2 separate regions of the Homo sapiens genome follow, and region 1 is linked to region 2. Evidence: chromatin contacts called from ENCODE Hi-C or POLR2A ChIA-PET data. All regions are on one chromosome and are shown on one strand. The core of a region is the stretch at or near the end of the contact, and the rest is flanking DNA. Distances in the headings are between cores, read along the strand shown.

What was found. Hi-C counts contacts between places; a loop is a spot of excess contacts on that map. ChIA-PET counts read pairs that join two places held with the same protein, here RNA polymerase II (POLR2A). Pooled maps may share reads with other maps.
Region 1: a loop to region 2 is called in a map of heart right ventricle, with 2.1 times the contacts of the local background. The contact joins two enhancer-like sites. A Hi-C loop is called at or near these places in 7 of 168 maps with a recorded cell type or tissue (GM23248, IMR-90, Right ventricle myocardium inferior and 4 more) and 10 of 50 pooled maps. POLR2A ChIA-PET finds 5 or more read pairs at or near these places in 1 of 52 experiments (OCI-LY7).

Annotation. Positions count from the first base shown.
Region 1 is chr5:78,808,501-78,813,293 of GRCh38, forward strand. The region is part of intron 6 of ARSB (arylsulfatase B); the gene reads right to left. Among named protein-coding and RNA genes, the nearest start is that of LHFPL2, 160 kb to the left of the region's middle. RefSeq lists an enhancer at 1,184-1,684. Within about 2 kb of position 1,259, at least 3 of the 41 ENCODE cell types and tissues checked have a DNase peak (open chromatin) inside an H3K27ac peak, as active enhancers do; they include heart right ventricle, where a contact is called at or near this core.
Region 2 is chr5:78,531,189-78,536,224 of GRCh38, forward strand. All of the region lies in intron 3 of LHFPL2 (LHFPL tetraspan subfamily member 2), which reads right to left. Among named protein-coding and RNA genes, the nearest start is that of LHFPL2, 120 kb to the right of the region's middle. RefSeq lists an enhancer at 1,772-2,271. Within about 2 kb of position 3,328, at least 17 of the 41 ENCODE cell types and tissues checked have a DNase peak (open chromatin) inside an H3K27ac peak, as active enhancers do; they include heart right ventricle, where a contact is called at or near this core.

The DNA.
Region 1 (4,793 bases), core at 9-2,508, 280 kb after region 2:
GGCCTGCATGACCTCCTGGGTGGCTGGGAGGATGCTGTTCTAGAGCACGTAGCTGGCACAGGGTAGCTCAGCATGCTCTCCGGGCACATCCTGTACTGGGTGGAGTGAGATTCAGTTCATGTTGCACTTACACCTCCCCGCACACAGAAGCACTCCCACTAAAGCATTTCCCTAATTTCCGGAGCCACAGGCAGCTTCAGAAGTCCAAATACTTTTGAAGGCCACAAGGGACCCATCTTACTCTCAGCCTTCAAGACAGGTCAGCGCTCCTGCCTCCACTGGTGCCCCCACCCTGTTTGCAGTGATGCTGGAGGGACACAGGATGGCCCCCTGGGCTCCCTCTGCTCGGGTCAACGATGTGTGACTTTTTGCTGGACACGGGGTGTCTAGGGCAGCACACAGCAAGACGCCAATATGTGTTAGCTGTGCCATGTGCCCTACTTTTGATTTCTCAACTAGTCAGAGCTAAGATGTTAATGAAATCTACAGGCTTTCATCTCAGATAACGGATTTGCAAAACAGACATGTATAAATGACAAACTGTGTTTCAGCCACTGTGCTGGGAGGGATACAGAGATGAATGGACAGATGTCCAGGTCCCTGTCTTGGACAGATTCAGCATCTAACAAAGAATGTGAATAAATAACTCTATCATAATGGGCTAGAGCTACAGGTGCATAGAACACGCTGAGCGGGCACCGAGGGGGTTGCAATCAGTATGCAATCCTGCCAGGAAAGGTGGTGGTCAGAGCGGCTGGGAAGGACTTGCCAAGGAAGCTTACATTTGAACTGGATCTCAAAGAACAAGCCAGATTTTACCAGGCACAGAAAGGCAGGAAAGGTCACTTGGGCAACGGGAACAGCATGAGGAAAAGCACGGCAGCACATTGGTGGTGTAGGTGTCTTGTGACAGAGCTTTCGGCACATAACACAGTGCCTCTCTTCTCTGTCTACAACAAAGGCCAGCCCCGTGGAGAGCTAAAAAGAGTGAGGAACAACAGGCAGACAGATGATCCTGGAGCACGTTCAGGGAGGAGGGCAGGAGCCAGGTCTGGCTCAGCTCCCCAAGTCAGCGGCACTTCTTGCCTTCAGCTGAAGCTGGGAGACCCATCCTACGGTCAGGCTGAGGGCCGCCAGAGCCTGCGGCCAGGCCTAACACTAGGCAGAGACGACTCTGCAGCTGTCTGCTCACACTCACTGCCAGTCACGCTTCACTCCACTTTCCTGCTCTGAAAATCACGTCCTGGCAACCTGCCCATCGGACCTGGAGCCAGCCTTGCCCTCTCCACTGCGGGCCTGTAGGCCTGGCCTTGAACCCCAGCCTGCTGACATGCTTCTCAAGCTACAGGCCCATTGCTTTGGCCCTCTGATTCTGGCTGACCATGGGCCACAGAGAGGAATAGGGGGCAGCTGATGCTGGCAGTTGTAGACTGCACAAGCAGGACCCATCTCTGGGCCCTTTCCATCAAGCCTGGTCTGGTGGCCAGTGTGGTGGGCACCCCACTAGACCCCTTGATCCGGTAGTGAGTTCCAGAAGAAAAGGCACAGCTCCAAAGCTCATCTGGAGCAAACTCTGTTCTCCTAATCTCCATTCACTTCTCAAATTTCCCGACCCCCGCAAGCTTCACTGGCCTCCTAGAACCTCCCTACCAAAGGAAAAGGTTAAGTGGTCATTTCTTTAACTCTCATTTCTCTTTCGGGGACAGAGCCTGCTATTCAGGGGCATCAGGGAAGCAGGGGAAATAAGGATGGGAGTGATTAAGTGCATGTCCAAAACCAGCTCTCTGATCTCATGACTTTCTTGTACCCTTGGTACAAGTGCTCCAGAGAGAACTGAGTTGTGAAATGACAGGTAAAAACAGCACAGTGAAAACCCTTCTTGCTTTGAACAGAAAATGCAGTTGGTGCCTGTGAGTTATTTGTTTCTCCTTTGCTTTGGAAAGAGATTGTCTAGAGAATTTGGAAACCTACATCCCATTTCAGAAAGCAGACCAGATTTCTGCTGACAGTTAGTTTGGCAGGGGGTAGAGTTTGTCTGTTTTTGCCATGAGAGCTCGTTTTCTGGGGGACACACCACACGGTTCTAATTCTAGATGCCAGCAAAGCTGCGCCTTTAACCATGAAACTTGAATTAGCATTGAATGGCTTTTGAGTTTTTATTTAGGATGCATTTTAAGAAAATACAAGGCCCTCCAGCTGCAAACAGTAAGTGCCACCAAGGACTATGTGAGTTAAACATCTTTAGGATCTGTAGTCAGCCTTCCTGTGCTTTGGGAGTTTCAGGAACTTTCAACCACAGAGTACTGTGTTCAGTTGTGTCAGAAAATGACTGGGGTTGGATTTCTCCTAAGCTCTCAAAGGCTTTGAATCTTTGACATAGTGTTGTTAACATAGTTAAACTGTTTTCTACACAGAAGGCTTACTCAATACAACAAATTAGCAATACAAGAAAAGTTAGGTAAAGTTTCTATAGAAAATTCAGATCCTACAATGTTAGATTAATTTAACAACATGAAAAAATGTCCAGAGCTGTAGGTGTGATGAACTGAAGGCTCCCCCTGCTTTTGGAGGCAGCAGGAGCGCAGTACAGAAGCATGCGTTTGACACTCACAACCCGCTGCCATCCTATCATCATGTTAGGTTTCATCTTTCCAACTGGACTGCAGTTGCTGAGGTTAGCCTCCGTATACTATCCTGGTCTTGCCCCCATTTCCTAGTACAGTGAAACAATGGATGCTCTGGAATGTTTGTTGATTAAATAATTGAGATCACACATGGATACACTAGAAACTTTTTTGCAGGGCAGCATTCTTTCGGTTAGTGGGATTCTGTTCTGGGTAGAGAAGCTGCTTCCCTCATTCTCTCCCTAAGAACCTAAATTCCATCAAGAGGACACAATCACACCAGCAAGAGAAACTAGTAGGACAACTGAAATTCATCACAGGAGGCCACAAAAGAGTTAATTCAGCTCTGATATGAGGATTATGAGACAAGGGTATAAGGATTACACACAATGGATTTATAAAAGAATACAATTTTTTTTAAAGGACAAAAGTAGTGACTAGGGACGTTTGTTTCAGATGAAGAAATAACCATGTTAACCTTTTAAACATTTGCATCTGTGAATTGTAGCGGCTCAACATAAAGCAGATTGCCTACATCCACTGCAGCCATTCTGGCATGAGAAAGTTCTCTTGCCTAAAGCAAAACAGATGTGTGAGAGGAAAAAGCAAAGTCTCTTATGGGTGTATCAACATTCATAATTATATAGTTATCTCAGGAACTATAGATCGTGTGAAGCAATGAATATGGAATCCTTCCCATATTTTTTCCCTAAAAACTCAGTATAAAAAGCAGAAACTTAATATTGAAAAAACACTAATTATAAAGGCAGATGAAAAAGTTAACAGTGTATTCACATTTCATCCATACATTTTTTTTTTCTTTTTGGCCAACTGAACTAATCCTGTACCAGTGATTAAATATTCAGAATTTTTGGCCAAGTGCTGCCTAAGAGAGATCCACTTGACTGTTCAAGCAATTAGAAAAAGTGCCACATCCTTGCATGTGCCTCCAAGCAGGAAAGAGCACATCAGGGACATCTGCATATGTGTTCACATATGGGATTCACAGGCAAATCAACTTGGAAATGGGAAAGTACACAAAGGCTACCCCACTTGAGATGCAGGTCAGTATTTACAGAGCAGTGGGCAGGTGCTCGGCTGTCTGCTAGGTCCTGGGAAAGGTACAGGAGAAACACAGGCAAGAGCATGGGCACTGAACAGGAAGGAAAACAATACCCTGGAGGGCACAGCCCCCTAGCCCAAAAGAAGAGTATTTACAGTGGGGAGGGGAGGACAGAGCATGGACAAAGTCTCAACAAGCAATCATCCGAAACCAGGCTGGGAAAGTTGTTTAAGGAAATTTCAAGTTTGAATGATATGTAAAACGTGTATATGTAACAGATGAGAAGTGGCTACACAACAATCAAATCAATTTGGTAAAGATAAATGCTAATACGATTAAAATGACCCCAAATATTTGTATTATCACATTATTATAGAAATGAAGTCATATGAACATTCTGTTCAAACACACACACACACACACACACACACACACACACACACATGATATCACAATTTAGCATTAAATGCAGCTTAGAGGGCTTGAAATTGTACTGGTACACATGAGTTTAATAATAATTGATGGGCTGATGTGGTGGCTCATGCCTGTAATCCCAGCACTTTGGGAGGCTGAGGCAGGTGGATTGCTTGAGCTCAGGAGTTCAAGACCAGCCTGGGTAACATGGCGAAACCCTGTCTCTACAAAATACAAAAATTAACCGGGCATGGTGGCATGTGCCTATAGTCTCAGTTACTCAGGAGGCTGATATGGGAGGATTGCTGGAGCCCAGGTGATCGAGGCTGCAGTGAGCCGTGCTCACACCACTACGCTCCAGCCTGGGCAACACAGTGAGACCCTGTCTCAAAAAATTTATAATAATAATTGATGATAAAAAAGTTTACAAATTATGTGTACAGAGATGGAATAAGTAAATTTCTTCCTTCCTTCCTTTCTTTTTTTTTTCTCTTGCTCTGTCACCCAGGCTGGAGTGCAGTGGTGCAATCTCGGCTCACTGCAACCTCTGCCTCCCGGGTTCAAGTGATTCTCCTGCCTCAGCCTCCCAGGTAGCTGGGATTACAGGCATGTGCCACCACACCGGCTAATTTTTGTATTTTTAGTAGAGATGGGGTTTCTCCATGTTGGCCAGGCTAGTCTTGAACTCCTGA
Region 2 (5,036 bases), core at 2,078-4,577:
GCGGATCACCTGAGGTCGGGAGTTCGAGACCAGCCTGATCAACATGGAGAAACCCCGTCTCTACTTAAAATACAAAATTAGCCGGGCATGGTGGTGCATGCCAGTAATCCCAGCTACTGGGGAGGCTGAGGCAGGAGAATCGCTTGAATCCACGAGGCAGAGGTTGTGGTGAGCACAGATCGTGCCACTGCACTCACTCCAGGCTGGGCAACAAGAGCAAAACTCCATCTCAAAAAAAAAAAAAAAAAAAATTCACAATGAACAAAACATCAATTTTTAAAATAAAGATAGCATCAGCATTCCTTTCTTTTTGCCTCAGGTTCCACTATGGCACTGCTATACTGAAATAAAACATTCTTTACCTTGACGATTGAGTTTCTTGGTGCCCCCTTAAATTATGCACCAAAGGTGAATGTCTTACTCACCCCACCTCAGTCCTGGCCCTGAATAAAACCCTACTTGATGGGGTAGCAATGGGCCCGGCTCAAAAGCCTACATTTCTCAACCTCCTCTGCAGATACAGTGGCCAATGAGATGGGGATGGACTTCTGTGAAAGCTCTTAAAAGGGATCTGACTCAGCTTCTTTCTTGAGACAGGGTCTCGATCTGTCTCTCAAGCTGGAGCACAAGTGGTATGATCTCGGCTCACTGCAACCTCTGCCTCCTGGGCTCAAGCGATCCTCCTACCTCAGCCTCCTGTGTAGCTGGGAGTACAAGCAGCACCACCATGCCCGGCTAATTTTTTTTTTTTTTTGAGACAGAGTCTCACTCTGTCACCCAGGCTGGAGTACAGTGGCACAATCTTGGCTCACTGCAACCTCCACCTCTCAGGTTCAAGTGATTCTCCTGCCTCAGCCTCCTGAGTAACTGGAATTACAGGCACGTGCCACCACACCCAGCTAATTTTGTATTTTTAGTAGAAATGGGGTTTCACCATGTTGGCCAGGCTGGTCTCGGATTCCTGACCTCAAATGATCCACCCGGCTCAGCCTCCCAAAGTGCTGGGATTACAGGTGTGAGCCACTGCGCCCAGCCTAATTTTTGTATTTTTAGTAGAGATGGGGTTTTGCCATGTTGCCCAAGCTCATCTCGAACTCCTGGGCTCAAGCGATCCACCTGCCTTGGCCTCCTAAAGTCCTGGGACTACAGACATGAGCCATTGCACCTAACCCTGACTCAGCTTTGACCTTGGCTTTTCTCCTGCTAAGAGATGTGGCCATAAAGCCTCCTGTGGTCATCCTACAGCCATGGGGGACTTAGGGAATGAAAGTCCTGTGCTATTGATGATGAAGCAGAAAGACAGAAAGAGCCTGGGGCCCTGATGACATCATGAAGCTAACACCGTAGTCCACCTGCTTCGGGATCTCTTCTGTTACCTGGAAACAACAAAACTTTTAATTTGTTTAAAGCACCATCATTAGGTTTCAGTTAATAACTGATACATGCAGTTCTTCACTGAGATACTATGAATCCTTTTTTAAAAAACTGAATAATAAAACCATCACCGTCATTTAAATGGGGCTGTTCTAGAGAAATGCCACCGAGATGCCACTTTTTCCATCTTATTAACCAAAACACCAGCCTTTTCACCCTGACAATTCTAGGGTCAGTTTACTATTACCATGATCATTTCACTTGCCTTTCAAGTAATGTCAGAGGCAAAAATCAGGGAGGGGCAGGGATTAGAAATGTTTTCCCCAATGGTGAGCCAGGCTGACAGCACGTGGGCCTGCTGCACGTGGACAAAGGGACACACCGAGTGAGGCCCGTGGTGCCAACAACCCTGTCGTGCTGCAGACTGGGCGGTGGCCACTGACTTCAGGGACCATCTCTTGTCCTCTCTCCTCTCCCTCTCTGAGTCCACTCACAGCCTTACCGATGTGGCCGAGTAGACCAAACCCTCTGCCTCCTCAGGATGCTAAGGATTTACTGCTCTACGGGGGTGAAAACTAATTCCTTAGGTCCAGGTCAGTGCCGTCAGCTTTTCACAAACCAAGATTCCAGAAGATATCTCCCCCATTCCTGATACTGCTCCCAATAAAAGAGAAACATCACTATATGAAGATAGAGGCTGAGGAGCACTGAACATTGAGCCTTCACCGTAAGATGTTTTTAAAGAAATGAAGCTCTGTTCTATCTATTAGGTATGAGAGTAATGCCAACCATATGAACAAAGTGCTGCCTGGTGAAATTCCTTAGAAGACTTATGACAAATGCATATGAGAAGAAATGGTAATAAACAAGTATTAGTTTGTAAAAGTCCTGTTCACGCTGTGAGAGTAGGGGATGGGCGGTGTAGGATGCTATGGAAAAGGTAAGTATAAGCACAGCTCTTCTATCACCTTGAATGAAAGACAGAGGGAAAAACGCCCTCTATGGCTAGAACAATGTCAGTGCTTGAACTAAAGGTTTATAATCTGGTCAGAGCACCCTTTTAAGCAGAAGAAAAGCAAGCATCATTTACATTTCTGCCTGCTTGTAGGGGCTAAGTCATAAGCCATGTGCCAAAACCTCATCTGCAGGATCAGCTCTGAAAAGAGAAAAAGAACTCTGCCAAGCATTTATCAACACCTGAAATTGTTGCTTTTCATTCCCAGAACTGAAGCTGTTTTATTGAATTTTTTAAACCTGAGGTCCACCACTCCCCTCCAAATCTACAGGCCCTGCCTCGGGTTTTAAACCATTGCTCTAAGAAAGAAAAAAGATGCCAGAGATGCTATTAGTACAACAGAGGAGTGGAGGCCTGAGCCCTCCTGCAGCCCAGCAGAGATGCCAAATGCTCCAGGGAGGAGCTTCGTGCGACCTTCCCGGACCACTCAGGAGAGCAGGGCTCCACAGGAAGGCCCAGCAAGGAGACACATCCAATCACCGATGCTGGGGCAGGGAGAGGAGGGATATGACAACAACAAGGCTGGACCCACTGCCCCAGGAGGGTACATGTCGGAGGCTCTCAGGGGTCCAGAGACCTGGCTGTACAGTCCCCTGGAGTCCCTCCTGGAGGGACAGCAGAGGGGGCTCTCAGGAGCCGTAGGTCGAGAGAACAGGAGAGGCGGCCCCTGGGCCTGGGCCCCGCAGTGTGCTCCACAGAGAGGACAGGAAGCACAGGCCTCCTGGGAATCACCATGACGCCGAGAGGGAGAAATGGCCGGGAGTCCAGGGAGCTGCTCTGCCTCCAGCCGTGTGTCCTCGAGCAGGCTGCACTGCTCTTCCAGGGCCGTAGCAGGCTCCCCCACAAAGGACAGGGCTGTGAGCAAGGGAGCGGCTGCAGGACCCTCACAGCACCCGTGTCTATGACTCCCCCATTCCGCGGCCTCCACCGCCCTCCCCAGCGCTGACTCACTCTGGTGCCTTGTGACTGCTGGGTTTTCTTTTCCTGACTCAAAGCAAAATAGGAACAGAACAGTGGAACTCCAGACGTAGGGCCCATCTTCCCTCCTTCCCATGTCACTGAAGCGGCTCCAGGTCCTTGAGGGAAGCAATGGCTTTAGCTTTGGCTTCCAGTCCGTCACCGAAGGCCCAGGGCCTTCTCAGCCCAAACAGGCAGTGTTTTGTCAGGAGGCCCCATCAACAGCAAATGGTGCCATGAAATCACAGCAAGCTCCTCCACTTCCAGCCACCTTGCCGTCCTGGCAAAACTCCCCGGACCTGCCAACATGTGTGGGAGCGGGTAGAGGCAGGGGCAAGGCCTGGGGAGAAACACTGCCAAAGTCACACGGCCGCCTCAACTTCAGCTTTGCAGATCTTAGAATATTATTTTTTGCCCTCTACTGTAAGTTGACGGCAAAAACTTAAAAGCTTTAATGGCATTTTGTCATAAGCTGAACAAGTTTGTTGGAATGTACGGAAAAAACCCAACGACTTCTTAGGAGGAGAGAAAGCCCATTTTCTAGTGTTCTAGAACTGGTTCCATTACATTTTCTTCCTCTGAATCCCACAAGAGGAAATGAGGCTTCATCTGAACCCCAAGCCACGCCACAGGGTCAGACATCAAGGAGTGGTGTCGCCAGAGCAGGCCATTTGCCGAGGGGCTGCACGGACAGTCCTGAACTGGCACTACGCTGAGCGCCCACGTAGGCAGGGTCCTGGCCTTCCACCCACCTCCTCCCTGAGCAAATCAGGGAGGACAGACACAGACACTGACAGACAGACCCCCCTCAGATTCCCCAGATCTGGAGCTGCCTCCCTTCCCATCTCACCCCCTGCTGCCTGCCTCATCTCTCAGTGCCTCCCAAAGGGAAGAGGGGATTGTCCACGATGGCTAGTGTGAGGGGAGGAATAAAGGAGAGCAAAGACGACCTAGGACCCCCTCTCCCACCAGAGCCACACAAAGCCAGAGCAGCCAGGGGACACTAAAGGGGCCAGGAGAGAGAAGGCCCCTCCCTCACCGTCAGCCCCCAGCGCTGTCTCCTCCCAAGCCTGCTCCACCTGCTAGCTCAGCTCCCACCCCAATGCTGATGCTGCAGTAGGTGGGTGAGGCTGAGACCCACTCCCCACCAAGCCTGTGGCTGGGGGCGCCTCTGGAGCTCCTATCTAGCCCCGACACTGCCGCATGGCTGTAGCTTCCTTACGGCAGGGGGAACACCTTGGGGAAGGGCAGGCTGTGGCTCCTCCCAGACCTGACCTCAACATTTCACATGACAACAGGTGCCGGACTCTGACACGAACTCATAACAATCTATAGGTTAGTATCAAAATCACAAGTGGGAGCCCCCCAGTCTCAGAGTTCTGAGCATCAGAATAACTGTTTATGCCCTACGGGGACCTAGGCATTCTCCATGGGGACATGGGAGTCACATGGCGTGTGGGACACCTGTGCAGAGGTATTCCTGGCCTTTCTTCTATGAAGACCACCAGTCACAGCTTCCATACCAAAGCTAACTAACGCTTATCAGGAGCCCATATCAAGAACAGGCCAATGCAAGAGAGTCTCAAAAAGGCCCCAGTGGCTGAACGTGATCCCATGGAGAGTGGGGGGATCAGAAACAGCTAATGGGATGCAGAACTCATTTCGGGGCTGGGGAGGGGAGGATGCCGTA